Regions from separate parts of the Homo sapiens genome. Here region 2 is linked to region 1. Evidence: read pairs that join two places in POLR2A ChIA-PET (ENCODE). Cell type or tissue: PC-9. All regions are shown on one strand. Links, peaks and the distances in the headings refer to the core of each region. The heading gives the core; the rest is flanking DNA. Region 1 holds the start of PRMT9 (protein arginine methyltransferase 9). Region 2 holds the start of LOC107986195 (a long non-coding RNA gene).

Evidence for each region. Peaks named below come from ENCODE experiments on the same cell type or tissue, not always from the same donor. Only the 100,000 strongest peaks of a DNase experiment are listed, where the experiment ranks them.
Region 2: POLR2A ChIA-PET joins it to region 1 with 10 read pairs; 2 of 35 experiments call an interaction of 5 or more read pairs at or near these places.

What each region holds. Positions count from the first base shown.
Region 1 is chr4:147,681,645-147,698,235 of GRCh38, reverse strand. PRMT9 (protein arginine methyltransferase 9) reads left to right here and starts at 14,073. Exons shown (of 12, transcript NM_138364.4): 1 at 14,073-14,437. The coding sequence starts at 14,249. In PC-9, for the core only: a CTCF peak has its summit at 5,543; no DNase peak of the experiment used is centred there.
Region 2 is chr4:148,529,083-148,545,673 of GRCh38, reverse strand. It overlaps LOC107986195 (a long non-coding RNA gene), which reads right to left and starts at 9,153. Exons shown (of 4, transcript XR_001741441.2): 1 at 5,614-9,153; 2 at 1,090-1,210. In PC-9, for the core only: no CTCF peak of the experiment used is centred there; no DNase peak of the experiment used is centred there.

The DNA.
Region 1 (16,591 bases), core at 4,374-9,373:
AATGCAGTGGCAAGATCTTGGCTCACTGCAAGCTCCGTCTCCCAGGTTCACACCATTCTCCCGCCTCAGCCTCCCTAGTAGCTGGGACTTCAGGTGCCCACCACCACACCTGGCTAATTTTGTTTTTGTATTTTTAGTAGAGATGGGGTTTCACCGTGTTAGCCAGGATGGTCTCGATCTCCTGACCTCGTGATCCTTCCGCCTTGTCCTCCCAAAGTGCTGGGATTACAGGTGTGAGCCACCGCGCCCAGCCCAGCCTGTTTTTAAAAATCACTGTGACGTGACAGTTTTATATTTTTATCTCTTCATTGATATTCTCAATTTGACAAGACATGATTCGTATATTTACTTTAGTTCTTAAGACATGGCTTAGCTATTGATCATATTTAAAATAGCCTGTTTAAAGTCTGCCTAAAAAAGCCCAAATGTCTAGGCTTTCTCAGGCATAGTTTCTATAAATTTATTTTTCCTGTTTATAGACCATATTTTTTTTTATTTCTTGGCATGCCTTATAATTTCTTGTTGAAAACTGGACATTTTAAATATTATAATATGGCAATTCTAGAAATCAGCTCCTCCCCCTTCCCTAGGGTGTGTTGTTGTGCTAGTATTGTAGTTATAGTTTGTTTAGTGAATTTTCTGAACTAATTTTATAGTCTGTTCTTTGTTACATGTGGATCCTGAAGTCTCTGTTACATTAGCTTACTGGTCAGCTAATGAGAGAACAGAGATTTTCTTAAACACCTAGAACCAAAAAATCTTCCAGTCTTTGCAGTGGGGCTCTGTGTATTCGTTGTGACATGCTTTCAAGACTCACCAGGCATTTTACAACTCTGCCTTAGCCTTCACATGCTACTTTTTTAGAGCCTCATGGTCAGGAGGAGGGGTAAGTTTAGGGTCTTTTTCAGCTTTCCCGGGGTATTTGCATAGCCCTAAGCATGCATTTGACCTTCTTGATTCTCAGGAATCTGTCAGAACTTTTGAAAACCCTTATAGACCATCTCATTCTCCAGCCTTCCCTCCTAAGCATTTTGATTAGTCTATTGATTGACCTAGCTATTGTCTATCACCACAGGCAGCAGGAACCTATTTAGACATCTTAGGAAAATATTTAGACGTTAGACTAAATATTTTCAGCAAATGCCCTGTGGCAAGAAGCTTTAGCCCTAGGCTAGTTAGAAGTTAGGTGAAATAAAGACAAGCCTTTCAATCAGTATTCCAGGGAGCCACCAAACAGGTCAGAACAGATAATTTGTACATGATGTGCATATTTCCATCTCTGGTACCAGGAATTTGGGCTGTTATTTTCATGCTACTACTGATCTGAGGAGTGGGAGATAGAACAGAGCTTAAGCTGACAGAGGAACAGTGTAGTAAATTGTAATATCGTCCTCTAGTATTCACTCTGTTCTTTCCATGAATATGCAAACTGAAGTGCCCTCTTCCTTGCAGGAAGAGTGGATATCCCTTTCCCTTTGGGGTTGGACTTAACCACAATAATATGCTTTCACCAATAGAGTGTGAGAGGACATTTTTATTTTATTTATTTATTTATTTATTGAGATGGAGTCTTGCTCTGTTGTCCAGGCTGGAGTGCAGTGGCGCGATCTCCTCTCACTGTAACCTCTGCCTCCCTGATTCAAGCATTTCTCCTGCCTCAGCCTCCTGAGTAGCTGGGATTACAGGTGCGTGCCACTACACCTGGCTAATTTTTTGTATTTTTAGTAGAGATGGGGTTTCACCGTGTTAGCCAGGATGGTCTCGATCTCCCGACCTTGTGATCTGCCTGTCTTGGCCTCCCGAAGTGCTGAGATTACAGGTGTGAGCCACTGCACCCGATCTAGAGAGGACATGACATACATACAGTTTTGCAGAAACTTTAAGAAGCATCATGATTTTTTAGCAGTTCCATGGCTTTCCCTCTCTGCCATGAGAATGAGCAGGTTTCACATAGGAACTGCTTTTTCAATCTGCAATCCAGGATGAGAGAATACATGGTGCAGAGTCATAGCCTTCTCAAAATCTGAGCAGCATTGTAGGCAATTTGTAGTCTACATGTAATATAAGCAAGAAATAGTCCTTTCTTTTCTAAGGTACTTATTATGGTCTAAATGTGTCCAAAATTCATGTTAAAATTTACTCACCTGTGTTATAGTATTCAAAGTTGAGGCCTTTAGGAGATCGATTAAGTCATGAGGACTTCTGCACTTGTAAATATGATTAGTGATGCTTTAAAAGGGCTGGTGGTGGACAGGTGCGGTGGCTTATTCCTGTAATCCAGCATGTTGGGAGGCCAAGGCAGGCGGATCACCTGAAGTCAGGAGTTCGAGACCAGCCTGGCCAACATGGTGAAACCCCGTCTCTACTAAAAATACAAAAATTAGCTGGGCATGGTGGGGGGGGCGCCAGTAATTCCAGCTACTTGGGAGACTGAAGAGATTCGCTGGAATCCGCGAGGTGGAGCTTTCAGTGAGCAGAGATCGTGCCGTTGCACTTCAGCCTGGGCAACAGAGCGAGACTCTGTCTCAAAAAAAAAAAAAAAAAAATGCCGGTGGAAACAACCCAGGCCATTTTTGGCCTTTTCCATCCTTTCTGCCATGTGAAGACACAGAGTTTATCACTTCTACAGGATATAGCATCGAAGGTGCCATCTTGGTAGCAGAGCCTGGGCCCTTACCAGACACCAAAGCTGCCATCGGTCTGATCTTCAACTTATCAGCCTCCAGAACTGTAAGAAAGAAATTTCTATTATTTATAAGTTATCCAGTCTCAGCTATTTTTTACCAATTGACTAAGACAGCACTGAATTTTCAGAGTTGTTTGTTATGTAGTATAATCTAATAAAAGCTGACTAATGTAAACAGTTCCCAGAAAAAGAGGGAAAGATACTGGCTGGTAAAACATTAAATTACTTAAAACATTGCCTACTATACAGAATGCATTCAACAAATATCAATATATTAAATTATATTTTTATATAGATAACTAGCACTTTTTATTAGAATCAAAACACAGACTGTCCTGGAGAAAAACCACAAAATTCTAACTTTTCAACTTTTACTTTTATCAAGTCATTAAAAAATCCTTATCGTAAAGATGAATTATAATATACAGTAGATCCCCCCTTTCTGTGGTTTCGGTTACCCATGATATAGTGCAATAAGATATTTAGAGAGAGAGAGAAAGAGAGGCCATATTCACATAACATTTATTATAGTATATTATTATAATAATAATATTAATTTCTTTTGAGACACAGTTTTGCTCTTGTTGCCCAGCCTGGAGTGCAATGACGCAATCTTAGCTCACTGCAACCTCCGCCTCCCGGGTTCAAGCTATTCTTCTGTTTCAGGCTCCCAAGTAACTGGAATTACAGGCATGCACCACCATGCCCGGCTAATTTTATATTTTTAGTACAGATGGGGTTTCACCATGTTGATCAGGCTGGTCTTGAACTCCTGACCTCAGATGATCCATCTGCCTCGACCTCCTAAAGAGCTGGGATTACAGGTGTCAGCCACCGGGTCCGCCCTATTATAACTATTCTATTTTATTATTAATTTTCATCTCTTTTTTTTTTTGAGACAGGGTCTCACTCCATTGCCCAGACTGGAGTGCAGTGGTGCGATCTTGGTTCACCACAACCTCTGTCTTCCAGGCTCAAGCAATTCTCCTGCCTCAGTCTCCTGAGTAGCTGGGATTACAGGCGCGCACCACCATGCCCAGCTAATTTTTGCGTTTTTAGTAGAGACAGGGTTTCACCATGTTGGCCAGGCTGGTCTTGAACTCCTTACCTCAAATGATCTACCTGCCTAAGCCTCCCAAAGTGCTAGGATTACAGGCAGGAGCCACTGCGCCCAGCCTAATTTTCATCTTTTACCGTGCCTAATTAAACTTTATCATAGGAATGTATGTATAAGAAAAAACATAGTCTATATAGAGTTTGTTATTATTCGTGGTTTCAGGCATCACCTGAGGGTCATGGAATGTATCCTTCATGGATAAGGAGAACTACTATATTGAGAAAAATGTAATTATTCACATTTTTTATATTTATTTATTCTATATGCTATTGCTCTAACTAGATTTATGAGAGACCCTGGTCCTACTGGCAACTCATTTATAAGCCATTTCTTAAGATTGTTCATTTCTATAAAATCTTATTCATTTTATCCAATATCTTACTTTCTTCTATTAGCAATTTCAGAGGAGGCTTTGCCACTCTTTCCTCATTCTGCATTTTGTGATGCATATTTCCTCCTTCTACACACTTTTCCAGGAGAATTATAATCATTGCTACAACTTCAACCTACCAACTTAGTTAAAACTTCCAGCTGGGTGCAGTGGCTCATGCCTGTAATCCCAGCACTTTGGGAGGTTAAGGCAAGAGGATCACTGGAGCCCAGAGGTTCCAGACTGGCCCATTCAACGTGGAGAGACCACATCTCTACAAAAACCACAAAAATTAGACAGGTGTGATGGCGTGTTCCTGTAGTCTCGGCTACTCTGGAGACTGAGGTAGGAGGATTACTTGAGCCTGCGAGGTTGAAGCTGCAGTTTGCCATGATTGCACCAAGCCTGGGCAACACAGCAAGATTCCATCTCTAAAAACAAACAAACAAACAAAACCCATCCAAATACTTATATCTAGACCAGATATTTCCAGTGAGGTCTAAACATACTTTCTTACCTGCCCACTGGACATCTTCACTTGATGTCCAGATACCTCAAACACAGCCATTTAACTGATAAGCTATGGGTCACATTTGTTAGTTTTCTTTAAGGTCTTGTGATTCATGGTGACATCTGTCCCTGAATAAAGAATCTTATGACTTCCTCAAATTGTTGACCTACTGATTAATGTATAACCTACTAACACTAAAAAGAATGCCAATTTATTTTTCAATCATAAAGTTTTTTTTTTTTTTTTTGAGACAGAGTCTCGTTCTGTTGCCCAGGCTGGAGTGAAGTGGCATGATCTCCACTCACTGCAAACTCCGCCTCCCAGGTTCAAGCGATTCTCGTGCCTCAGTGTCCCCAGTAGTTGGGATTACAGGCACGCCCCACCGTGCCCCGTTGATTTTTTGTATTTTCAGTAAAGACGGGGTTTTGCCATGTTTCCCAGGCTGGTCTCGAACTCCTGAGCTCAGGCAATCCATCCGCCTCAGCCACCCAAAGTGCTAGGATTACAGGTATGAGCCACCGTGCCTGGCCAGAATCATAAAGTTTTACTGATTGTATTGCACGCAGACATTTTAGCCTATATGTTGCAGTCTGTGGCCAATGATTATAACCTCTGTGTTACACCCATCAATGAAAAAACACAACTCCGGTATGAGAAGTCCCCCTACCTTCTCCTACACTGTCTTATAAAAGCTTTCCAACTTGTAACAGACTCTGGAACACTCCCAACTTTGTTGATGTGTCTTCCTGGGTCAATCTTCGTATTTGGCTTTCAGTAAACCTTTATCAAATTATTTCTCTCTCAACAGCCTTAATTTTGGTTGACATAACTAATCATTTTTCTCTTCAAATCTGTTCATCTCCCTTCTCTACACTTCATATCCTGGTTAATGGCACCACCTGGTTGCTTATGCCAAAAGTACTGGCATCATCTTCAATTTTTCCCTTTTTCTTTTTTTTTTTTTTTGAGACAGAGTTTCAGTGTTGTTACCCAGGCTGGAATGCAATGACACAATCTTGGCTCACTGCAACCTCCGCCTCCCGGGGTTCAAGCGATTTTCCTGCCTCAGTCTCCCAAGTAGCTGGGATTATAGGCACCCGCAACCACGCCTGGCTAATTTTTGTGTTTTTAATAGAGACAGGGTCTCACCATGTTGGTCAGGCTGCTGTCGAACTCCTGACCTCAGGTGATCCACCTGCTTCAGCCTCCCAAGGTGCTGGGATTACAGGCGTGAGCCACTGCGCCCGGCCTAATTCTCCCTTTTTCTTATGTCCCTGCTACTCCTATCATGTAGTTGTTTTAAGTCCTGTAGTCTTTGTTTTTGTCACATCTTTCAATTCTTCCTCTTTCTCTAGTTCTCCTTAGCGCCTCCATTTCAGGTTAATCAGATATTTAATGATTTCTTTTGTTCTAGTTATTATTTTGAATGCTAGTGATGAAAAATGAATAAGACATACTTCCTTGAGGCCTAGGAACTCACTTTCTAGTCAGGAGGACAAACAGACCATTTGGACATAATAGGTTAAGTGCTGAGACAGCATTATGATCAGGGGACAATGAGAAATTTTAAAAAGGATGCTTTGCCTAAACCAGGTGATCTGGTTTGGCTCTGTCTCCCCACCCAAATCTCATGTTGAATTGTAATCCCCACATGTCAGGGGAGGAGCCTAGTGGGAGGTGATTGGATCATGGGGGCAGATTACCCCCTTGCTATTCTCGTTCTCATGAGATTTGATGGTTTAAAAGTGTGCGGCACTTCCCCCTTCGTTCTCTCTTCTGCCTCCACGTAAAGAAGGTACTTGTTTCCCCTTCATTTTCTGCCATGGTTATAAGTTTCCTAAGGCCTCACAGTCATGCTTCCAGTTAAGCCTGTGGAACTGTGTGTCAATTAAATCTCTTCTCTTCGTCAATTACCCAGTCTCAGGTAGTTCTTTATAGCAGAGTGAGAATGGACCTGGTACAGAGTAGCGCTCAAGTGGATTTTCCCTCATATCATCTCTGAACTCTGCTGTCATATTATTATAGGACCTTGTACACTGAGAACACTCAGATTCCAAACCCAGCATTAGTCTGGCCATTATTACAATTTTATATTTAAATTGACTTCTAGATTTTGAAATTGCATATGGAATAATTAGAAAAGGGCTGTTATAAAACAACAAAGTATCCTAATTTTAGTTAAATATATTGAATAAGCTGGAAATACTTAGCAGTGAGAATGTATCAAAGTAAATTTCAATCCCAACAGTTGGTCTGTAGCCATAGTATTTTGTTGATCCAATTATAAAATTTTCTCTTCAACAGGTAATTCAGTAAGATGAACATTCTATTCCTCATCGTATAATAATTACTTAAATTCAAAATAATTCAATTGAGAGAATCCTCACAATTCTAACAGGTCATAAAAATTATATTTTCACTCCCTACATTGGCCTTATGTCTTATAACATATCTCTTAAAGAGAGTATCTTTAATTTTTTTTTTTTGAGACAGAGTCTCACTCTGTCTCTTTTTCTTATGTCCCTGCTACTCCTATCATGTAGTTGTTTTAAGTCCTGTAGTCTTTGTTTTTGTCACATTTTTCAATTCTTCCTTTCTCTAGTTCTCCTTAGCGCCTCCATTTCAGGTTAATCAGATATTTAATGACTTCTTTTGCAGTGGTGCGATCTTGGCTCACTACAACCTCCACCTCCCAGGTTCAAGTGATTATTGTGCCTCAGCCTCACAAGTAGCTGGGACTACAGGTGCGTGCTACCATGCCCGGCTAATTTTTGTATTTTTAGTAGAGACGGGGTTTTGCCTTGTTGAACCAGGCTGGTCTCCAACTTCTGACCTCAGGTGATCCACTTGCCTCAGCCTCCCAAAGTGCTGAGATTACAGGTATGAGCCACCACACATCTTTAAATCTATAGATAACCATAGCAAAAATACTCATGCCCAGCCCTGTTCCAGGCTAGCTAAATTAGCATCTCTGGGGATGAGGTCTAGGCACTGATACTGTTTAAAAGCTCCCTAAATAATCCTAAAATGCACAAAGGGTTGCGAACAGGGCTCCAAACCAAAAATAAAACAAACCAGATCACAGAAAAATGTATAAACCTCACAGGGCACAGTGGCTCACACCTGCAGTCCTAGGACTTTTGCAGGCTGAGGTGGGAGGATTGCTTGAGGCTAGGAGTTCGAGGGCAGCCTGGGCTGCATGCTAAGACTCTATCTGTACAATAAATTAAAAAATTAGTTGTGTGTGGTGGTGTGGACCTGTAGTCCCAGCTACTCAGGAGGCTGAGGTAGAAGGATCACTTGATCTAAGAGTTTGAGGCTGCAGTGAGCTATAATCGTGCCACTGCACTCCATCCTGGGCAGCAGAGTGATAGATACCTTGTCTCTAAAAAGAAAAAAGAAAAAGAAAAAGAAAAAAAGAATGAACCAGGCTGGGCGCAGTGCCTCATGCCTGAAATCCCACCACTTTGGGAGATCAAGGCGAGTGGATCATGAGGTCAGGAGTTCAAGATCAGCCTGGCCAAGATGGTGAAACCCCTAAAAATACCAAAAAAAAAAAAAAAAATTAGCAGGCCATGGTGGTGGGCGCCTGTAATCCCAGCTACTCAGGAGGCTGAGGCAGAGAATTGTTTGAACATGGGAGGTGGAGTACACAGTGAGCCAAGATAGCGCCACTGCACTCCAGCCTGGGTGACAGAGTGAGACTCCATCTCAAAAAAAAAAAAAAAAAAAAAAAAAAGAACTTCCACATTTATAAACACAGGATAGTTTGTGTCCAACAAGCTGTTTGTCCCTTGTTAATATGCTATATTTTTCTTTTTTATTAATTAATTTATTTAGAGACCGAGTCTGGCTCTGTCACCCAGGCTGGAGTGCAGTGGCATGATTGGGGCTCACTGCCACCTCCATCTCCATCTCCCAGGCTCAAACTATCCTCCCACCCCAGCCTCCCGAATATCTGGGACTACAGGCTCACGCCACCACGCCCAGCTAATTTTTGTATTTTTAGTAGAGACAAGGTTTTCACCATGTTGCCCAGGCTGGTCTTGAACTCCTGACCTCAAGTCATCTGACCACCTTGGCCTCCCAAAGTGCTGGGATTAAGGCATGAGCCACTGCTCCCGGCTCCTTTTTAATACACTTTCTACGAGCATTTTTCCCACCTGTTAACCTTAAACTTTTGCACATTGGAAATTTGACTAAGAGCCCTTCAGCTGGTTTTACTTCTGTGTTTGGCATGTGTGGTTTGCTGACAAGGTGCCCAGAATACGATGAAACACAACCACATTTGGACCTGCCTCCCAGTCAGCAGTGGTCTTCTATATCATTGAGGTTTTTCTTAGAATCCTAAAAGAGGGTAAAAAGGAAATGCAAAGGAAGGAACCAAATAGACTCTCAGAGGTAAAGATAATAGTTGTGAGGGGCAAAACGGCTATTGTCAACAAAAAAGTGATGCTTTCAATGTCTCTAAAGAAATCTTTGATTTAGAATAAAAAAGTAGGCCAGGCACGATGGCTCATGCCTGTAATCCCAGCACTTTGGGAGGCCGAGGCGGGTGGATCACAAGGTCAGGAGATCGAGACCACCTTGGCTAACACGGTGAAACCCCATCTCTACTAAAAATACAAAAAAAATTAGCCAGGCATGGTGGCGGGCGTCTGTAGTCCCAGCTATTCCGGAGGCTGAGGCAGCAGAATGGCGTGAACCGGGAGGCAGAGCTTGCAGTGAGCCAAGATCGTGCCACTGCACTCCAGCCTGGGCAATAGAGCAAGACTCTGTCTCGAAAAAAAAAAAAGAATAAAAAAGTATAACCTACATTCTGCCTTTGTTTTTCATTGTACTTCTGGGTTCTCTGAATATAGGGCTCTTCCAAAAGGCATGAAAGGTAATTACAATAAATTCAGTTAATCTTCATAAAGATGAAGAATCTTAAGTAACTCAGCCTCAACCAGTACTGAGGTAATAAAGGAACAAAAAATAGTAATCAAAATATATTTACTATTCCAGTTTATCTACTTATTTGAGACACGGTCTTGCTCTGTTCCTAGAGTGCAGTGGTGCAATCATAGCTTACTGAAGCTTCGAACTCCTGGGAGATCCTCCCATTTCAGACTCCTGAGTAGCTAGGACCACTGATGTGTGTCACCACATCCAGCTAACTTTTTTATTTTAAATTTTTTGTAGAAGTGGAATCTTGCTATGCTGCTCAGGCTGGTCTTGAACTCCTGGCCTGAAGTGATTCTCCAGCCTTAGCCTCTCAAAGCTCTGGGATTACAGGCATGAGTCACCGCACCCAGCCAATTCCAGTTTCTTTTTTTTCCTTCTGTTTCTGGTTTGCTCTGTTTTTTTATTTTTTAATTATACTTTAAGTTCTAGGGTACATGTGCACAACGTGCAGGTTTGTTACATATGTATATATGTGCCATGTTGGTGTGCTGCACCCATGAACTCGCCACTTACGTTAGGTTTATCTCCTAATGCTATCCCTCCCCCGTTCCTCCCACCCCACGACAGGCCCAGGTGTGTGATGTTCCCCTTCCTGTGTCCAAGTGTTCTCATTGTTCAATTCCCACCTATGAGTGAGAACATGTGGTGTTTGGTTTTCTATCCTTGCAATAGTTTGCTCAGAATGATGGTTTCCAGCTTCATCCATGTCCCTACAAAGGACATGAGCTCATCCTTTTTTATGGCTGCATAGTATTCCATGGTGTATATGTGCCACATTTTTTCTTTTTTTTTTTTTTTTGAGACGAGTCTCGCTCTGTCACCCAGGCTGGAGTGCAGTGGCATGATCTCGGCTCACTGCAAGCTCCACCTCCCGGGTTCACACCATTCTCCTGCCTCAGCCTCCCAAGTAGCTGGGACTACAGGTGCCTGCCACCATGCCTGGCTAATTTTTTATACTTTTAGTAGAGACGGGGTTTCACCGTGTTAGCCAGGATGGTCTCGATCTCCTGACCTCGTGATCCGACTGCCTTGGCCTCCCAAAGTGCTGGGATTATAGGCGTGAGCCACCGTGCCCGGCCATGTGCCACATTTTCTTAATCCAATCTATCACTGATGGGCATTTGGGTTGGTTCCAAGTCTTTGCTATTGTGAATAGTGCCGCAATAAACATACGAGTGCATGTGTCTATAGCAGCATGATTTATAATCCTTTAGGTGTATACCCAGTAATGGGATGGCTGGGTCAAATGGTATTTCTAGTTCTAGATCCTTGAGGAATCACCACACTGTCTTCCACAATGGTTGAACTAGTTTACAGTCCCACCAACAGTGTAAAATTGTTCCTATTTCTCCACATCCTCTCCAGCACCTGTTGTTTCCTGACTTTTTAATGATCGCCATTCTAACTGGTGTGAGATGGTATCTCATTGTGGTTATGATTTGCATTTCTCTGATGGCCAGTGACAATGAGCATTTTTTCCTGTGTCTGTTGGCTGCACAAATGTCTTCTTTTGAGAAGTGTCTGTTCATAGCCTTCGCCCAATTTTTGATGGGGTTGTTTGATTTTTTCTTGTAAATTTGTTTAAGTTCTTTGTAGATTCTGGATATTAGCCCTTTGTCAGATGGGTAGATTGCAAAAATTTTCTCCCATTCTGTAGGTTGCCTGTTCACTCTGATGGTAGTTTCTTTTGCTATGCAGAAGCTCTTTAGTTTAATTAGATCCCATTTGTCAATTTTGGCTTTTGTTGCCATTGCTTTTGGTGTTTTAGTCATGATGTCCTTGCCCATGCCTATGTCCTGAATGGTATTGCCTAGGATTTCTTTTAGCGTTTTTATGGTTTTAGGTCTAACATTTAAGTCTTTAATCCATCTTCAATTAATTTTTGTATAAGGTGTAAGGAAGGGATCTAGTTTCAGCTTTCTACATATGGCTAGCCAGTTTGCCCAGCACCATTTATTAAATAGGGAATCCTTTCCCCATTTCTTGTTTTTGTCAGGTTTGTGAAAGATCAGATGGTTGTAGATGTGTGGTATTGTTTCTAATGGCTCTGTTCTGTACCATTGGTCTATATCTCTGTTTTGGTACCAGTACCTTGCTGTTTTGGTTACTATAGCCTTATAGTATAGTTTGAAGTCAGGTAGCATGATGCCTCCAGCTTTGTTCTTTTGGCTTAGGATTGTCGTGACAATGCGGGCTCTTTTTTGGTTCTATATGAACTTTAAAGTAGTTTTTTCAAATTCTGTGAAGAAAGTTATTGTTAGCTTGATGGGGATGGCACTGAATCTGTAAATTACCTTGGGCGGTGTGGCCATTTTCACGATATTGATTCTTCCTATCCATGAGCATGGAATGTTCTTCCATTTGTTTGTGTCCTCTCTTATTTCATTGAGCAGTGGTTTGTAATTCTCCTTGAAGAGGTCCTTCACGTCCCTTGTAAGTTGGATTCCTAGGTATTTTATTCTTTTTGAAGCAATTGTGAATGGGAATTCACTCATGATTTGGCTCTCTGTCTGTTATTGGTGTATAGAAATGCCTGTGATTTTTGCACATTGATTTTGTATCCTGACACTTTGCTGAAGTTGCTTATCAGCTTAAGGAGATTTTGGGCTGAGATGATGGGGTTTTCTAAATATACAATCATGTCATCTGCAAACAGGGACAATTTGACTTCCTCTTTTCCTAATTGAATACCCTTTATTTCTTTCTCCTGCCTGTTTGCCCTGGCCAGAACTTCCAACACTATGTTGAATAGGAGTGGTGAGAGAGGGCATCCCTGTCTTGTGCCAGTTTTCAAAGGGAATGCTTCCAGTTTTTGCCCATTCAGTATGATATTGGCTGTGGGTCTGTCATAAATAGCTCTTATTATTTTGAGATACATCCCATCAATACCTAATTTATTGAGAGTTTTTAGCATGAAAGGCTGTTGCCAATTCCAGTTTCTTAAGGTGACCAGATGTTCCATGTTATTTGTGTCATTCCATTTTTTCAAATGACCTATTCTATGTACAGAAAATCTTGAAGTTATAGATAAACCACGAAAAAATGCAAATAATTGGCCTGGTGCAGTGGCTCATGCCTGTAATCCCAGCACTTTGGGGGGCTGAGGCGGGCGGATCACCTGAGGTCAGGAGCTTGAGACCAGCCTGACCAACATGGAGAAACCCTGTCTCTACTAAAAAGACAAAATTACCCGGGCGTGGTGGTGCATGCCTGTAATCCCAGCTACTCGGAAGGCTGAGGCAGGAGAATCGCTTGAACTTGGGAGGTAGAGGTTGCAGTGAGCCGAGATCGCACCACTGCACTCCAGCCTGGCGACAGAGTGAGGCTCTGTCTCAAAAAAAAAAAAAAAAAAAAAAAAAAAAAAAAGAAAAAAAAGAAAAGAAAGAAAAGAAAGAAGAAAAAATCAAAGTCCTTACTTTGCATCATAATCCGCTAGGTGCAAAGGTCACAAAAGTGATTAAGAATAGCTCACAATGTAGTGAGCTGGAACCTGAAAAACGGATTAGGATTTACACAGGCGAGTGCTCAGAAAAAAGGGTAGTTCAGATAATTGGATCAGAAGAGAAGGCAAAAATGCATGACGTGTTTTTGAGAATTAGAGGAGCCCTCAAAATGTATTAGTGTGATATGCAAAATGCTCGATTTAAGATATTATCCATTAATGAATTTGAAAATGGGGACAAAAATAACTTTTCAGCCGTAATAACTATGCTCCCCTCCCTTTGAGTTTCGAATCTGTATCTTAGAGGCCACACTTGAATGTGGAAAAACTTTGTATTAATGTAAACACTATACAGTGATAAGACACGAACAGTGAAATAACCCCTAAGCTCATCTTATAACTGAACAGATAGGTGGTCAGAGAACTTGGATTTGAACCATGCCTATGCCACTAGCTGGTTGTGTGACCTCCAGCAAGTCACTTCTCAAGATACCACGTTTGCCATCATTAAGACGAGTGTGATCCAAAGGTCCACCTAGCCAGGTTTTGTGAGAATGATTTGAAATGCCTGTGAAAGCATTTCCTCTACCACGTCTGAGATGCTTTTGTTATCTCCAGGTTCTTTCAGGTCTTGAAATTTTGTGCATCACGATCCAAAATGTCTTAAGCATCATCACAAATGCTTGACCGTCCCTCATGAGCGGGTGGCGCTTCGCGCTGCCTGGGTCTGTACAACAGGGTCTTGCAGTCGAAAGCCACACACTCCCGGAGTGCAAGAGGGAGAGAAAGCTCTGCTTTCAGCCGGGAAAAAAAAAGGGCGCAAGACCGGACAGGTCCTGCCACAGACGTTCTCCTATGCTCACGCACAGTGGTCGCTCCTGCGGGAATGGGCAGCAGTGACGTGCCCACGTCGGGCGCGCTGACGTTCGCGTAGCGTGCGCCGCTGGCCAGGTGCGCAATAGTGGGGTATGCGTCACGGTCTGCGCCGCCCGCGGGGCCAGGACGGGGCGGAGCTTCCGCCTGGGCTGGGGTTGGCGAGTTCACCCGCGGCGGAGGGTAACTTTGCTGTGCTGTTTTTTGAGCAGTTGTCTGGTCCCTGGAAGTGTAGCATCGAGAGAGTTTTCTAATTACGTTTACAAAATATCTTCCCTTTGGCCATACAAGTGGTGACTGCCATGTCGAACTCGCGGCCCAGGTCCCGCCGAGACGCCGGGGGTGGCGCTGGGGCAGCCGGCCGGGACGAGCTGGTGTCGCGGTCCTTGCAGAGCGCAGAGCACTGTCTGGGCGTCCAGGACTTCGGCACTGCCTATGCCCACTACCTCCTCGTGCTCAGCCTGGCGCCGGAGCTGAAACACGACGTGAAGGTGAGGGTCCTTTTTTCTCACTTGCTGGCAGATCCAACGTCCTCGTAAAAAAAAAAAAAAAAACAGAAAAAAAAAAAAGCGGAGGGGCTAGGGTGCCTGGGTGGGTGGTTGCTGTTAATATTTAGGGCCCTTTTTTCTCACTTGCTGGCCGATCCAACGTCCTCGTAAAAAAAAAGAAAAGAAAAAAGGCGGAGGGGCTAGGGTGCTTGGTTGGGTGTTTGCTATTAATGTTTACTGTTCAACCTTGACATCTTTCGTTTATTCACACCTACGACCAGCCCAGAGGAAAATCCTGCCGTCTTCACCTTCGAAATATGTCCAGAATCTTACCAGTTCTCACCATCTTCCCCTTTACTACCCTGGTTCGAGCTTCAGTCATCTGCCGGCTGTTGCAGTCGGCTCTCAACTGAGCTCTCTCCTGCAGTCTGTGTCAACATAGCTAGCTTTTTGCAACAAAAGTCAAATGTTGTCATTTCTCAGTTTCAAAACTTTCATCTCGTTTAAAATTTTAAAGGCCCTCGAATTGGAAATGAGGTCTCACGTGATCCTCTTCTCCTTATATCTAATTTAAGCATGCCCTGGCTTGAGGGCTTTTGGATTTGTTATATTGTGTGTAGTAGGAATATAGTGGGCCTCTAGTTGAATAAAGTGTGTAATTAGCCTAAAGTGATTATCATTTAATGATGCGTTCTTTAAACTTCAATTATTGGATTATTTGCAACAATTACTCTGTTGAAATGCTGTTCTTTTTTGAAGTACTTTTAGAATCTAAATTACGAAAAATGATTTAACTTAAAATTGCAATTACTTTGCTTCATTTAGACTGAGGGTTTGTCAACCTCAGCACTATTGACATTTTGAATGGGATAATTCTTTGTTATGGGGGAGGGGAGGTGTCCTGTGCATTGCAGTATGTTTGGCAGCATCCTTGATCTCTACCCACTAAATGTCAGTAGCGTCTAGATGTTTGTAGTTCATGTAAACTTAGTGTAAATTTCAGGACCAGCTGTCCTACTTGAGGAGGAGATGATATGTTGAGATACAGTTTGCTTCTCTTGGTAGGCAGCAATAGAAAAATGGATCAACTCAAGTGATCTTTCCTCAGTTACTTGTTTCTTAGTTTCCTCTTCTGTGAAACAGGGACGCAGCCTCTCTTAAAAATGTTTACTGGGTATTAAAAGTATATTTAGACTGGGTGTGCTGGCTCAGGCCTGTAATCCCAGCACTTTGGGAGGCGGAGGCGGGTGGATCACAAGGTCAGGAGTTTGAGACCAGCCTGGCCAATATGGTGAAAACCTGTCTCTACTAAAAATTAAAAAATTAGGCCGGGCGCGGTGGCTCACGCCTGTAATCCCAGCACTTTGGGAGGCAGAGACGGGTGGATCACCTGAGGTCAGTAGTTCGAGACCAGCCTCAACATGGAGAAACCCCGTCTCTACTAAAAGTACAAAATTAGCTGGGCGTGGTGGTGCATGCCTGTAATCACAGCTACTCGAGAGGCTGAGGCAGGAGAATTGCTTGAACCTGGGAGGCAGAGGTTGTGGTGAGCCGAGATCACGCCATTGCGCTCCAGCCTGGGCAACAAGAGCGAAACTCTGTCTCAGAAAAAAAAATAAAAATAAAAAATTAGCTGGGCGTGGTGGCATGTGCCTGTAGTCCCAGCTACTCAGGAGGCTGACGCAGAAGAATTGCTTGAACTCGGGAGGCGGAGGTTGCAGTAAGTCCAGATTGTGCCATTGCACTCCAGCCTGGGCGACAGTGTATGACTCCATCTCAAAAAGAAAAAATAAAAAAGTATATTTAAAATTTGTAGTGCAATGCCTGACATTCAGTAGGGTAAGCAACTAGTCTGTTTCCTGCCGAACAAAGTCTGTGTTTGTTTGTATGGGCCCCCTGTAAAATGCTCATTGCCTGCTACTCTATTCCCCATACCCAAACTCCGGCCACACCAAGCCACTTATCTGTAGACCCTCTGATCCATTTCATATAATCTGTGCGGGGTTTTTTTTTTTTTTATAGAGTCTCACTGTATCACGCAGGCTGGAATGCAGTGGTGCGATCTCGGTTCACTGCAACCTCCACCTCCTGGGTTCAAGCAATTCTCCTGCCTCAGCCTCCTGAGTAGCAGGGATTATAGGTGTTCGCCACCGTGCT
Region 2 (16,591 bases), core at 5,912-10,911, 850 kb before region 1:
GTCTGGGCACAGTGGCTCATGCCTGTAATCCCACCATTTCGGGAGGCTGAGGCAGGAGGAGTTGGAGACCAGCCTGGGCAACATAGGGAGCCCTCATTTCTACTAAAAATAAAAATAAATTAGCTGGGCGTGGTGGCATGCACCTGTAGTCCCATCTATTCGGGAGGCTGAGGTGGGAGTATCACTTGAGCCCAGGAAGTGGAGGCTGCAGTGAGTCATGATAGCACCACTGCACTCCAGCCTAGGTGACAGAGCAAGACCCTGTATCAAAATAAGTAAATAAATAAATTTTAGTTTGAACACGTAATGAATGTTGGCATTACCTCTCACTGTTAGAGACTATAGCTGGAAGAAAGGATTAGAGCAGAAGACAATGAGTTCTTATGTGGCCATGCTAAGAGATATTTTCATAGAGGTCATCACAAAGTGAATTAAATTGGTCTGTCGCTCAGGAGACAGATCAAAGCCGGAGATATACACTGGGAGTCATGATAATATAAGCGGGTGCAGATAAAGGCATAGCCCACAGGGAGTAAAACAAACAGGAAAAAACAGAGAAAAGGGAAACAAAAACAAAACAAAGACCTGTACATATTATACCAACTAAACGATAGTAAGTGTTTTACTTGGTGGGGCTGAAAGGGGTAAGGCTAAGGTAGAGTTCAACCTTTCTTTATCCCTATCAATTCACCCTGGTTATTCCACTCAAAATAATTTTTAAATGTTTTATTATTTTGTCTTGATGAATGTTTCTTATTCCTTAATTATAAGTAAATATTACTTTTCAAAAATAGCTCCTAAGGGAGCTAAATTAATACATTTGCTTCTTTTCTTTAATTTCAAGAACCTGAATCAATCTACAGATCATCTAATATTTACATGATATTATATTCAATGACACTCATTGACAGAGGAGAATGAAGTATAATATTGTAGAACACCTTATGGTACATCACAAATAAATTACTACAGATTCCTCATATTTCTGGAAGCACATGCCTATGTGATGTGACTTTTCCTCCCAAAAAGCGAGAGAATCTTTACCCCCTTTCTTGAATTTTAGGGACTTTTTTTGTTTTGGTTTTTTACCTGGTTTGGTCAAAGATGCAAATGATGCAGGCAGAGACTTGACAAGGTCTGTATACTGGAGCCAACACTCTTGCTGCTGGGAAATCTTCCACCACCATATGAACAAGCCCAGGTTAGCCTGCTGGAGAATGAGACCATGTGGGACAAAAATGAGCCATCTCAAATTAAAGGCCCTAGATCTAACCAATCTTCCATCCAAAAGACTTGCAAATGAAATCATCCTAGACTATCCAGGCACAGTTTGAGCTGCCAGCTGATTATACATATTAACAAAACTGCCTCAGAAGAGAAGAGCCACCCAACTAAGCCAGAAAGTTGTCATCAAATTAAATGATTATTATTTTAAGTCAAAGTTTTGGGATGATTTGTTATGCAACAATAAGTAACTAACGTCACCACCTTCTAGAATTAAATAAGAAATCATTTAATATCTCTGATATATGAAGAGAACCTCACAGCAGGCAAACTTTACCTCTTCTGTGACTTTATTCAGAAAAACATACTACACTTAAGCATGTTTTAGAGTGAACAGACATATATTAAATCATAACAATTAAGTATCTTGATTTTCAATCACAGTTAACAGCATGGATTAATTCTGAGTAGAGCAAGCAGCTCTAATGAGTTTTCACCCTGAAGCTACACATCTTTAAACTTGGTAATTGTAATGAAGGCACATAATGAGGTTTTTTAAAATCTAAATAGCACACTGATACTTATTACTGATCTTTTATTTTTGCTAATAAAATGTTTTAGATGTCCTAAAAACTATTTTGAGAAGGATGCCACAGAAGTTTCTCAAAAAACCTAGGATGAAAATATTTCATAAAAGAATTAACATCGCCACAAAAAATTCAACAGGATTCTTCTAGGATACCAATCTCACAAGTTAGAACTAGTTTTCATAGGATAATTACAGACAAAGATTATGAATTATTCATCTTTGTATTGCCTATAATCCCTCCAGTTTAGGAGGCTCTTGATATATATTTGTTGAATGAGTGAATGAATGAATTATTGAGTGAGTGAATGATTAATGGGCCAAATGCATTGTTTCAGGCTTTATTATATGTGGTTCTTATACTTCAGGAGATGTGATTTGACCCATGAGATAACTGACTTGATACAATTAATGAGTCATTTCATAACAAGGTTCTACTGGTATTGTACTCATAAATGAAACCATGCTAATGACTCAGAAAGATTCATCTCAACTAAGAGATCCCTCTGTGCAAGTTAAATTTGTCAGTTTCTTCCCAGTATCTAAAATGGATTGTATTCTTCTTTCAAAAGAACAAAATCAGCCGATCTAACTTCCACCTAATTTATAAGTTGTGTGTATAGTTATAGACATAGATCGCATAAAATATACATTTATCTTTATATAGAGAGATAACACTACTGGTGGCGATTGTTATCTGAGTGAACAGGTGTGGCTGAAAAAACCTTTGCCTGACCAACTGTTCTTTCCACACTATACACATATAAAGAGTATTCTATGGTTGGCAGCTGTAGCCATATTTGCAGATCCCACAGCTATTTGTAACTGCACTATTTAAAATAATACTCTACCCATTACCATTATTCATAAATAGCTATACTTCTAACTAATGCAAGTAAACCTGTTCTGCCTATTTTCACTTGGAATTCCGGAATTACACTGAATCATATGAAGTTTCACTTTGTGAGCTCTTTATAGTTTTTCTTCTGCTCACTATTTTTGCTTGCCATCCTTTACTTAGCACACAACTTTATGAGTATCCTATTGTCATACATTCTCTACACCTGCCCAGTCTCAAAGCCACGTGCTTCAGTAAGAAAATACACACACTAGCTAATTTAGGCCCTCACTGTCTGACTTACCTATTTAAAGTTAAATATCACTCACAAGGGGATGTAATAGAACTTTTCAAGAAATAATTTGTTCATATATTTACTGGCTATTTATTGAAGCACCAGGCACTGTTCTAGGTGCTGGGAATATAGCAATATGCACAGTCACTGCCACAATGGAACTTTGTTGTATGCATGTTTCTTTTTCCACTTCAGAGCAGGGATAGCATCTCTTCCTTAATATCACCTAGACCACTGTTTTGCACCTAGTAAGTGTTTAACAAATGCTGACAGACAGGTCAGCACTCCGGAAACCCTCAGTTTATGCTGGACTTCTGATTGAGTCCATTCCCACTCCTGCTTGCTGGATCTCTTGGATCTCCACATGACCTACATAACAAAAATCATGATTGCTTTCAGCTCTCTATTGCCAATCAAAATAACTGGCTACATTGCTTTCTTTCTGCAAGCTGGAATATGATTTTGCTCTACCTAGACTTATGACAGTCCTGTGGTCCCATGTTTATTCTGCCAAGCTTTTAATATGTTTCATTAGCATCTTTCCTGAGTGCCCTAAATGTATTCTAGGAGTGCAGGTACAGGATCACAGCATGGATTTTAGGAGGCTTGTCTGTGGCATGACACACTGCCTCGTGCTCGCTCTCTCCATGTGCTTTTCAAACACCAATATTCATCAGCACACCACATCAGCTAGAGGCAAGACACCAAAAAAGATGAGTAGTAAACACAGTTGTTCATTTGCCTACTTTCTGGGAATGAACATCAAGCATCAAGCATCTTGGAGATTTGTTGGTCAGTTGGTTATTCCCAAGACTATATTTTAGGAATCCCAAAGAGAGCTACTGATAGATTCCTACCACAAAAGTTCTTTGACAGATTCTACCTAATCAACTTCATATTTCTTGCTCAGTATAAATTCTCCCACAAAAGGTCTTCCTGGTTTTATAAATTTGGATTCAAAAAGGTTAAATATTATATTATCCAAGTTTTATTTCCCCTTAGATTTTTATAAATACCACATAATTGCCAGCCTTCACCCTGTGTATAATCTAAGACAAAGTTGAAAGAGAGGGGGAGAAAACTCTAAAATGTATTTATAAGCAATACATATACTTCTGGAGAACTAGGAACTGGGATTGTGTAAATTGCTTTGCATCATGGTCTGGACAGCAGATTATACATGCATATATTTGTTAAAAATTACCTAAGTATAATTTCTATCCCTCAAGGCTCAAACCATAGAACAATAAAAACTAAGTGCTTATTTCATGCCTCCTAGGTTCACAGCAGTATGCTAATTCCTGTGAAAAGAAAAGTCACTCCCCTTGCCAAGGATCCCTAAAACTTTTATGAAGCAATAAGACCAAATAATAAAATGAAAATATGAAAGGGCCAATAATAAAATGTTATCTTATACTAGTTTAGCAAAATCACAAATATCATTTAAAAGCCAGTCAATGGCTAATTGAATGGCAACACTAATTAGTGCTGAAGAAACCCAGAGACAAAAGTATTCCGAGAAGTCCAGGTGCTTCACTCAAAAGCAAGTACTCTCAGAAAATGGATCAGAAGTACACAGTTGGACCCAGGCTCAAGGCCTTGTAGTTGGGCGTGGCAGGAATTAGCTTGAAAGTGATGGCTTGTCAGGGATGGATAGACATTTGTCACACTTCCTTGGCTGTCCAGGAGCTTTCTAATCCTTCCTATGTTGGAGAATTGTTGCCTCCCCAAAGCAGAAGCTAAAAAATTGCTTTCCCAGCTTCTCTTGGAACTCATGACCTGGGACTCTCCAATGCACTGACATGAGACATGAGTTCAGAAGTAGATGAGGTGAATGAGAAAGTGCAGTGTTGAGTTGATGCCAGCAAGGGCAGCAAGGACAGTCAGTGCCAGAGGCTGCCGTGACAGTAGTCCGAGCTCTAGTATCCTCTGAAAACTTCTCAGCCTCTATATTTGGCAGCAAGCTGTCTAGTACAGTAGTGCCACACTGGAATTTGAAGATTGTTCCTAGCTGTAAGTAAGCAAGTTTAATTCTGTGGTTACTGTAGAGACTTTATTATTTTAAACATAATTTTTAGAGATAGGGTCTCATTCTGTCACCAGGCTGGAGTGCAGTGTTGTGACCATAGCTGACTGCAGCCTCAACTCCTGGATTACAGGCATGTGCCACACCTGGCTATTTTTTTTTTTTTAGATTGTTTTTTGGAGACAGGGTCTCCCTATGTTGCACAGGCTGGTTGTGAACTTCTTTTTTTTCTTTTTTTGAGATGGAGTTTCACTCTTGTAGCCCAGGCTGGAGTGCAGTGGCGCAATCTCGGCTCACTGCAACCTCCGCTGCCCAGGTTCAAGCAATTCTACTGCCTCAGCCTCCAGAGTAGGTGGGACTACAGGCGTGCGCCACCATGCCTGGCTAATTTTTGTATTTTTAGTAGCGACAGGGTTTCACCATGTTGCCCAAGATATTCTTGAACTCCTGACCTTGTGATCCGCCCACCCTTGGCCTCCCAAAGTGCTGGGATTACAGGTGTGAGCCACCAAGCCCAGCCGTGAACTTCTTATCTCAAAAGATCCTCCTACCTCCACCTCCCACATTACTGGGATGTAAGCACAATCCATCACACGTGGCGGCAGAGATTTTATGATGTACCCACTATCTAAAAAATGTCTTACTCTGTTTAAAATAGTAAAGTTGGATTCTGTTGTTTGCAACTAAAAACCTTAACAAAGACCAGATTGACTACAGCAAAATGTGCATCTTGAATCATTATTTGCCTAGGAAGAAAAAAAGAAAAAAAAAGTATATTAGTAAAAATACTAAGTCCAGAAGAAGTTCTGGAAAATTAGGGAGAAAGCAAGTGGCCAAAGGATAGAAAGAGTGCATGATACATTTAATATGATGGCATAACATGCAAACAGCATTAATGCTGGATGTTTGACAGAGGCGTGCAGCTCTGTCGGCTGCACTCCTCCTCTTCCTCTATACTCTGCGCTCTGTGAGGCTGAACTCTGACCTCTGCATCATTGGGCTCACCTGCTTTCTGCATTTCAGCTGAGTTCTGCCAATGCAGAGCACTATAAGGCAAGAGTATGAGATCAGAGTCCATTCTTTTGACTTCCTCCCTGCAAGGTTTCGCAGACTGATGTTTATCCTGACCAAAGGTCCCAGCTCCTGCCAGGCAGGCTTTTCTCACCACATTCTTTCTTTAAGTACCTTTTCTTACTCTTGAGACATAGGGATGGTGATGAAATTCCTAAGCCACTAGTTCTGGAGTCTAACCTTATCCTTTGGTGTTTCCACACCTTTACCACACCTTTGCAAATAGTATGTTTATAAACACTTCTCCATTTACCCAGTTGAGTGTGTCATCACTTTCCTGTTGGGACCCCAACTACTAAACTATTATAGATTATTTGGAAGTACATGTCTTATAAAACTATGAAAACCTGCAGGGAAAAGATGAACACAACATTGAGAAAAGTGCTTAACCCTAGGGGATAGAAAGAGAAGGCGAGTAATTAGATTAGAGAATGGTAAACAAGAGACACAGCAGGCAGTAACTATCTATGTAATATATATCATATAAACATTTATTCTTACATTGGGTCATAGAAACATAAATATTTTCTACACCATTCTTCATGATTTTTATGTTACAGTCCACAGCTTTACATTTTTTTCACTCTATTAAGGCTATCTTTTAGTGAATAAAAGTCCTAAATTTAATGTAGTCCAATTTATCAATCTATATGCTTAAGATTAGAGCTTTTTATGTCCTATTTAAGAAATCTTTGCCTGTTTAAGAATATCTTAGTCATTAAAATATTCTGCATGTTATTTTCTAGATGTTTATCAGGTCATCTTTCTCATTTAGGCCCACAATCTATTTTGAATTTATTTTTTGTATGGTGATATGATTTGTATGCTTAACATACTGTGAGATTCTTGTGACTAACATTGTATTAGGATTTTGCCTTTATGTTCATGAGTAAGATTAGCCTGTTGATCCTTTTTTAAATAAGGGGCTGGTAATTGGCTATTAGTGCTATTAGTAATATTTCCTCCTTAAATATTTAGAGCATTCAGTGGACCTAGATGTTTCTTTCCAAGGAGGTTTTAAATGAGAGATTCAATTTCTTAAATATAACTATTCTATTCAGACTTTATTTTCTTGCACCAGTTTTCATAAATTGTGGTTGTTTATTTCATCTGAATTTTCAAATTTATTGTCATAAAATTTTATCTGCAGTATCCACACAGATGCAAAAGAACATTTTTATCTTCTGAAGCAGAACACTTGGCATCTCCGTGACAGATAACTTCACTATCACTCAGAACCACCCCAAGATTAAATATCAGCCTTATATTTGTATAACTTAAGAAAGCAAAGATCTGTTCCAAAGTGAATGTCTGTCTCCACTAGAAGCTAAAAGCTCCTAGTAACTTTACAATAAAACTCACTCATGGGAAACACAACTTACACTTCACCTAGCACTAATTACACAAGTGATAAACATACAGGCAGCAACTGGGAAACTCTAGAGTGCAACTCTGACATCAAATCAGAGCAAGAGATTTAGATTTTTCAGTTACCAGATTGGAAATAGTAGATAAAGCCATAAGAAAGAGCTCATATTTCAGAAAAACATGGAGAGTGAAAAGCACCAAGTTAAAGAGGGAGGAAAGTGGAAAAAACTTGCAACAAAAATAAAATATGAAAGGCGAAAAGTAGGGGGTAGAACTAGAGTGATGGCATCAGACATGTCAAAGGGGAGTTTGAAGAGGGAAGAGTTGGTCAGCCATGCCCAATTCGAATAGCGGTTTTGGGGAATGAGTACTGATTAAGATCATTGGCTTTAACATTTAAGACCATTGGCTTTAACATTTAAGACAGAAGTTTCAGTAAAGTAGGAGATGTTAATGAGGAAGTAAGTAGTTAGAAAATGTGGGTACTGGGCTGTTTCTACTGATCTCAAAGGAACGCCCATACTGAATAGCTGTGGTACCAAGTAGTCAAGAGATGTTGAAATGTCTCTGTGTGAAAAAAGGGAAAGTTTTAAACTGTAGCCTTACCAATCAAGATGTGAAAAGGATAAACAATTCAAGCAGTTTCAGGTGAGCCAGGCCTAACACCCAAAGGTCACAGACATTACAATCTGAACAACAACCCCGTCTTCCTTCAACCTGATATTTAAAGTCCCACAAGGCTTTACATTTTTTAAAAAAGCACTGCTTTTCTTCTGGCTCTTTGTATCACTTAAAGTGTTTACCAATCTCTATAATAAAAGAAAAATACAATTCTAAGAGGAGTCATTATACTCTATCATTTTAGCTACGTTTACATGAAACAAAGAAGTAATGTGTACCCTGGGAAACCGAGCACAGTGAACTCCTATTACCCTCACTCTGTCATTACGTGATTTCTGGGAACACCAAAGATAAAAGACCACCCTAATTCCAGAATCTCAGGTAGCACTTCGATAAGTTTAAAGGTTCTGACAGTGAAATTATTGCCCAATCCTGCACCAAAAAGAGATTTTTAAAAGAAGACTCTTTCTTCCAGGAAAAAGTTCTATGTCTTGGACACTTGCAGTATCTTAAAAGAAAATCTTTTTTTGTTTTGGTATAAGGAAGGAGATTGGCACAAAAAACCAGGTCAAGCCATCTCTTCAATGAAGATATTTCTCAGGTTACTACAGAATAACCTTAGTGCTTCAAAGGAATAATCAAACTATTTCAATATAAAGAGTCTAATTATTTATTTTAAAAATCGTTGTTGACAACACCTTAATTTCAGAAAACAAATGACTTTTAACCAGTCCAGTGTCTCAGGATACATTTTAGCTTCCCCTTACATTCCTTCTCTAGAAAAGAGTCTTGCCTTTGTCCTCTGCAGCAGAGATGAGCAGGTCTTCTTCCCAGAGCTCATGCTGTTGGGGAAGGGGTGGCAGAGGGAATAGGTGAGGTGAATCCTCACGACTCTTCCCCTGCACAGATTTAGTAATTCTAGGCAACCCCGCTCCATCTTAGCTGGAATAGTGGAAAGTTTTCAATTGTAAAAACTTTTTTTCATACCTTAGTCTTGCTAAAAATAGTTTCCTATAACTGAATGAAAGTATAAAATGAAATTATGAGTAGGAGAGGTTTTCCTAATGCAGTCATGTATCAATTAAAGATAAGGATACATTCTTCATCCTTGTTAAAAACATCAGAGCATACTTACACAAACCTAGATGGCGTAGCCTACTACACACCTAGGCTACATGGGATAGCCTATTGCTTTTAGGCTACAAACCTGTAAAGCATGTGACTGTACTGAACACTGTAGGCAACTGTAACACAGTTGTAAGGATTTGTGTATCAAAACATAGAAAAGGTATAGTAAAAATACAGTATGAAGCTCAGGTGCAGTGACTCATGCCTGTAATCCCAGCATTTTAGGAGGCCAAGGTAGGCAGACTGCTTGAGCCCATGAGTTTAAGACCGGCCTGAGCAACATGGAGAAACCCCATTTCTACAAAATAGTACAAAAGTTAGCCAGGTGTGGTGGCACATGCCTGCGGTCCCAGCTACTTGGGGGACTGCAGTGGGGGGATTGTTTGAACCCAGGAGGCCGAGGCTGCAGTGGGCCCGGATTGTGCCACTGCACTCCAGCCTGGGTGACAGAGTGAGACCTTGTCTCAAAAGAAAAGGAGGGGGTGGGAAGGGTCAGCCACATCTCTGGGGTTCAGTAAACTCAGCCATTCCAGCCTGCCAGCTATGAAGAATACAAATCGTCTGAAGACGGAAGGGTCTCCCACAACACACCACAGCTGCCTTGCCAGATCATGGCCAGACTGCTTCTTTAAGAAGGACCTCGATCCATTTCTCCTCACTGGGTGGGACCTTCATGAAGAAGCTTTAGCCACTCTAGCCAGGGTTCTATGGATAGAGCTCTGATCTGTTCCTGGGACAGAGCTCCTGGCACAGAGGGGAGTGGGGGGTGGAAGCCGCCATCTCTGCAGCAGTTCAGTTGACTCAGCCTCTCTAGCCTGCTGGCTTGGAGAATAGAGTCTGGAAGAGGAAGGGTCCCACTTCCACCCCCAATGCAACACACCTGCTATACCAAAAGGCAGCCAGATTGCTTTTTTAAAAGGGTCCCTGATCTCATTTCCCCTGACTGGGTGAGACCTCCCAAAAGGGGTCACCAACCACCTCCTACAGGTGTGTTCAGGCTAGCAACAGGTCAGTACCCTCCTGGGATGGAGCTTCCAGTGGAAGGAGCTGGCTGCCATCTTTGCCATTTCACGGCTTTCACTGGAGATACCTCCAGGTATGGAAAAACCAAGGCAACCAAAGCAGACCCCCAGCAAACATCAGCAGCCCTATGGTAGAGTGGCCTATTAAAAGAAAAACAAACAAACAGAAAACAACAACATCAACAAAAAACACCACACACTAACCTCATTCAAAGGGCAGCAACCTCAAAGACCAAAGGTAGATAAGCCCACAAAGATGAGAAAGAATCAATGCAAAAATGCTGAAAACTCAAAAAGCCAGAGTGCCTCTTCTCCTCCAAAGGACTATAACACCTCTCCAGCAAGGGCACAGAACTGAGCTAATGCTGAGATGGCTGAATTGACAGGAGTAGGCTTCAGAAGATGGGTAATATTGAACTTCACTGAGCTAAAGGAGCATGTTGTAACCCAATGCAAAGAAGCTAAGAATCATGATAAAACAATACAGGAGCTGACAGACAGACTATCCAGTTTAGAGAGGAACACAACCGACCTGATGGAGCTGAAAAACACAACATGAGAACTTCACAATGCAATCACAAGTATCAATTGCAGAATAGACTAAGTGGAGGAATGAATCTCAGAGACTGAAGACTATCTTTCTGAAATAAGACAGGCAGACAAGAATAGAGAAAAAGAATTAAAAAGAATGAACAAAACCTCTGAGAAATATGGGATTATGTAAAAAGACTGAACCTATGACTGATTGGAGTACCTGAAAGAGACAGGGAGAATGGAAACAAGTCGGAAAATATACTTTGGGATATCATCCAGGAGAACTTCTCCAACCTAGCAAGACAGGCAAACATTCAGATTCAGGAAATGCAGAGAAGCCCAGTAAGATACTCCATGAGAAGATCAGCCCCAAGACACATAATCATCAGATTCTCCAAGGCTGAAATGAAAGAAAAAATGTTAAGGGCACAAAGAGAGAAAGGCCAGGTCACCTACAAAGGGAAATCCATCAGACTAACAGCAGACCTCTCCGTGGAAACGCTGCAAGCCAGAAGAGATTGGGAGCCAATATTCAACATTCTTAAAGGCAATAATTTTCAACCCAGAATTTCATATCTGGCCAAACTAAGCTTCATAAGTGAAGGAGGAATAAGATCCTTTTTAAACAAGCAAATGCTTAGGGAAATCATTACCACCAGGCCTGCCTTGCAAGAGCTCCTGAATGAAGCATTAAATATGGAAAGGAAAACCCATTACCAGCCACTACAGAAACACACTGAAGTACACAGACCAGTGACACTGTGAAGCAACCACATAAACAAGTCTGCAAAATAACCAGCTGGCATCATGATGACAGGGCCAACTTCACACATAACAATACAAACCTTAAATGTAAATGGGCTAAATCCTCTAACTAAAAGACACAGAATGGCAAGCTGGATGAAGAGACAAGACCCGTTGGTATGCTGTCTTCAAGAGACCTATCTCATGTGCAAAGACACACATAGGCTCAAAATAAAGGGATGGAGGAAAATTTACCAAGCAAATGGAAAGCAAAAAAAAAGCAGAGGTCACAATCCTAGTTTCTGACAAAACAGACTTTAAACCAACAAAGACCAAAAAAGACAAAGAAGGGCATTACATAAAGGTAAAGGATTCAATTCAATAAGAAGAGCTAACTATCCTAAATATATATGCACCAAATAAATAATGAAATACTTTATATTAGAGTAAATTTATTTCACCAAATAAATAATGAAAGTATTTCATATTGGGTAAATAATGAAATTAAGGCAGAAATCAAGAAGTTCTTTGAAACTAATGAGAACAAAGAGACAACTTACCAGAATCCCTATGATGCAGCTAAAGCGGTGTTAAGAGGGCAATGTATAGTACCAAATGCCCACGTCAAAAAGCTAGAAAGATCTCAAGTTAACGAGCTAACATCTTAACTAAAAGAACTAGAGAACCAAGAGCAAATAAACCTCAAAACTGGAAGAAGACAAGAAATAACGAAGATCAGAGCTGAACTTAAAGAGATAGAGAAGTTAAAAAGTCTTCAAAAAAATCAACAAATCTGGGAGCTGGTTGTTTGAAAAAATTAATAAAATAGATAGACTGCTAGCTTGACTAACAAAGAAGAAAGAGAGAAGAGTCAAATAAACACAATCAAAAATGATAAGGGAGATATCACCACTGACCCCACAGAAATACAAACAAACATCAGATAATACTATAAATTCCTCTATGCACATAAACTAGAAAATCTAGAAGAAATGGATAAATTCCTGGACACATACAACCTCCCAAGACTGAACCAGGAAGAAATTGAATCCCTGAATAGACCAGTAATGAGTTCTAAAATTGAGGCAGTAATAAACAGCATACCAACCAAAAAAAAAGCCCAGGACCAGATGGACTCACAGCTGAATTCTACCAGAGGTACAAAGAAAAGCTGGTACAATTTCCACTGAAACTATTTTAAGAACTTGAAAAGGAGGGACTCCTCCCTAACTCATTCTATGAGGACAGAATCATCCTGATACCAAAACTTGGCAGAGATACAACAAAAAAGAAAACTTCAGGCCAATATCTTTGATTGATGATGAACATCAACGCAAAAATCCTCAATGAAAGTACTTTATTGCCAGTAGGCAAACCAAATCCAGCAGCACATCAAAAAGCTTAACCACCACGATCAAGTTGGCTTCATCCCTGAGATGCAAGGTTGGTTCAACATATGCAAAACAATAAATGTGATTCATCACATAAACAGAACTAAAGGCAAAAACCACGTGATTATCTCAATAGATGCACAAAAGGCCTTCAATAAAATTCAACATCACTTCATGTTAAAAACTCAATGAACTGGATATTGAAGGAACATACCTCAAAATAATAAGAGCCATATATGACAAACCCACAGCCAATACTGTACTGAATGGGAAAAAGCATGAAGCATATCCCTTGAAAACCAGCACAAGACAAGGATACCCTCTCTCACCACTCCTCTTCAACATAGTACTGGAAGTTCTGGCCAGGGCAATCAGCCAGGAGAAAGAAATAAAGCATATTCAAATAGGAAGAGACGAAGTCAAACTATCTTTGTTTGCAGATGACATGATCCTATATCTAGAAAATCCCATTGTCTCAGCTCAAAAGCTTCTTAAGCTGATAAGCAACTTCAGCAAATTCTCAGGATATAAAATCGATGTGCAAAAATTGTTAGCATTCCTATCACCAACAACAGGCAAGCAGAGAGCCAAATCATGAACGAACTCCCATTCACAATTGCTACAAACAGAATAAAATACCTAGGAATACAGTTAACAAGGTAAGTGAAGGACAAGGTAAGTTCAAGGAGAACTACAAACTGCTGCTCAAAGAAATCAGAGAGGACACAAACAAATGGAGAAACATCCCATGCTCATAGACAGGAAGAATCAATATCGTGAAAATGGCCATACTGCCCAAAGTAATTTATAGATTCAATGCTATTCCCATTAAATTACTGTTGACATTCTTCAAAGAATTAGAAAAAGTATTTTAAAATTCATATGGAACCAAATAGAAGCCGCAATAGCTAAGACAATCTTAAGCAAAAGGCTGGAGGCATCATGCCACCTGACTTCAAACTATACCACAGGGCTGCAGTAACCAAAACAGCATGGTACTGGCACAAAAACAGACACATAGACCAATGGAATAGAATAGAGAACTCCGAAATAAGACCACATGCCGACAACCATCTGATCTTTGACAAACCTGACAAAAACAAGCAATGGGAAAAGGACTCCCCATTTAATAAATGGTGCTGGGAGAGCTGGCTCACCAAATGCAGAAAATTGAAGCTGCACCCCTTCCTTATGCCTTATACAAAAATTAACTCAAGATGGATTAAAGACTTAAATGTAAAACTCAAAACTATAGAAACTGTATTAGAAAATCTAGGCAATGCCATTCAGGACATAAGCACAAGCAAGATTTCATGATGAAAATGCGAAAAACAGTTGCAACAAAAGCAAAAATTGACAGATTGACTCTAACTAAACTAAAGAGCTTCTGCACAGCAAATGAAACTATCACCAGAGTGAACAGACAACCTACAGAATGGGAGAAAATTTTTGCAGTCTATCCATCTGACAAAGGTCTAATATCCAGAATCTACAAGGAACTTAAACAAACAAGAAAAAAACAAACAACCCCATTAAAATGTGAGCAAAGGACATGAACAGACACTTCTTAAAAGAAGATATACACACAACCAACAAACATATGAAAAAAAGCTCAACATCACTGATCATTAGAGAAATGCAAATCAAAACCACATTGAGATACCATCTCACGTCAGTCAGAATGGCTACTATTAAAAAGTCAACAACAGATGCTGGTGAGGTTGTGGAGAAAAAGGAATGCTTTTACACTGCTGGTGGGAGTGTGAATTAGTTCAACCATTGTGGAAAACAGTGTGATTTCTCAAAGACCTAGAGGCAGAAATACCACTTGACCCAGCAATCCCATTACTGGTTATATACCCAAAGGATTATAAATCATTCTATTATAAAGATACATGCTATTTTCATTGCATGAATATGTTCATTACAGCACTATTCACGATAGCAAAGACATGGAATCAACCTAAATGCCTGTCAATGATTGACTGGATAAAGAAAATGTGATACATATACACCATGGAATACTATGCAGCCATAAAAAGGAATGAGATCGTGTTCTTTCCAGGGACATGCATGGACTGGAAGTCATTATCCTCAGCAAACTAACACAGGAACAGAAAACCAAACACCACATGTTCTCACTTATAAGTGGGAGCTAAATGACAAAAACACATAGACATATGCGGGCAAACAACACACAGTGGGACCTTTCAGAGGAGGGGTTGTGGGGAGGAAGAGCATCAGGAAGAACAGCTAATGGATGCTGGGCTTAATACCTAGGTGATAGGATGATCTGTGCAGCAAACCACCATGGCACACATTTACTTATGTAACAAACCTGCACATCCTGCACATGTACCCCAAACTTAAAAGTTGAAGGACAAAAAAACCTCCAAACCTATTTCTTAAAAAAAGAGAAAGAAAAAAATACAGGATGAAAGATTTTTAAATGGTATGCCTGTATAGGTCACTTATTATGAATGGAGCTTGCATGACTGGAAGTTGCCCTGGGTGAGTCAGTGAGTGAATGTGAAGGCCTAAGACATTACACCACTGTAGACTTTATAAACCCTGTACACTTAGGCTACAGTAAAATTATTTTTTAATGTTCTTTCTTCAACAATAAAATTAACTTTAGCTTACTGCAACTCTTCTACTTTATAAACTAATTTTTTAACTTTTAACTCTCATAAAAACACTTGGCTTAAAATACAAACACATTGGGCCGGGCACAGTGGCTCATGCTTGTAATCCCAGCACTTTGGGAGGCCAAGGCGGGCAGATCATGAGGTCAGGAGTTCAAGACCAGCCTGACCAACATGGTGAAACCCCATCTCTACTAAAATACAAAAGATTAGCTGGGCATGGTGGCAGGCACCTGTAATCCCTGCTACTCGGGAAGCTGAGGCAGGAGAATCGATTGAACCCGGGAGGTGGAGGTTGCAGTCAGCCAAGACCACACCACTACACTCCAGCCTGGGCAACAGAGCGAAATTCCATCTCAAACAACAACAACAACAACAACAACAAACACAAACACATTGTACAGCTATACAAAAATATTTTCTTTCTTTTTATCCTTATTCTATAGACTTTTTTCTATTAATTTTTCATTTCACTTTTTAAACTTTTTGTTAAAAAACTAAGATATAAACACACACATGTCTAGCCTGTACAGGGTCAGGATCATGAATATCACTGTCTTCCACCTGCACAACTTGTCCCACTGTAAGGTCTATGGGGGCAATAGCACGCATGGAGCTGTCATCTCCTATGATAACAATGCCTTCTTCTGGAATGTCTCCTGAAGGGTCTCCCTGAAGCTGTCTTACAGTTAACTTTTTTATATATAAGTAGAATGAGGATACTCTAAAATAACAATAAAAAGCATAGTAAATACATAAACCAGTACTATGGTTGTTTATTATTATCAAGAATTATCTACTGTACATAATTGTATGTGCTAGACTTTTATATGACTGACAGCATGGTAGGTTTGTTTACACCAGTATCACTACACACGAGTAAGGTGTTGCATGATGACATTATGACAGCTATGACATCACTAGGCAATAGAAATTTACCACTCCATTGTAATCTTATGGGACCACTGTTATATATGCCATCCATAGTTGACTGAAATGTTACTATGTGGCATATAACTGTACTATTTTTTGGCATTTTCTGAACAACACAAATCAACAGTCTTGGGCCATATGAGTTACATCGTCAATGTTGTAACA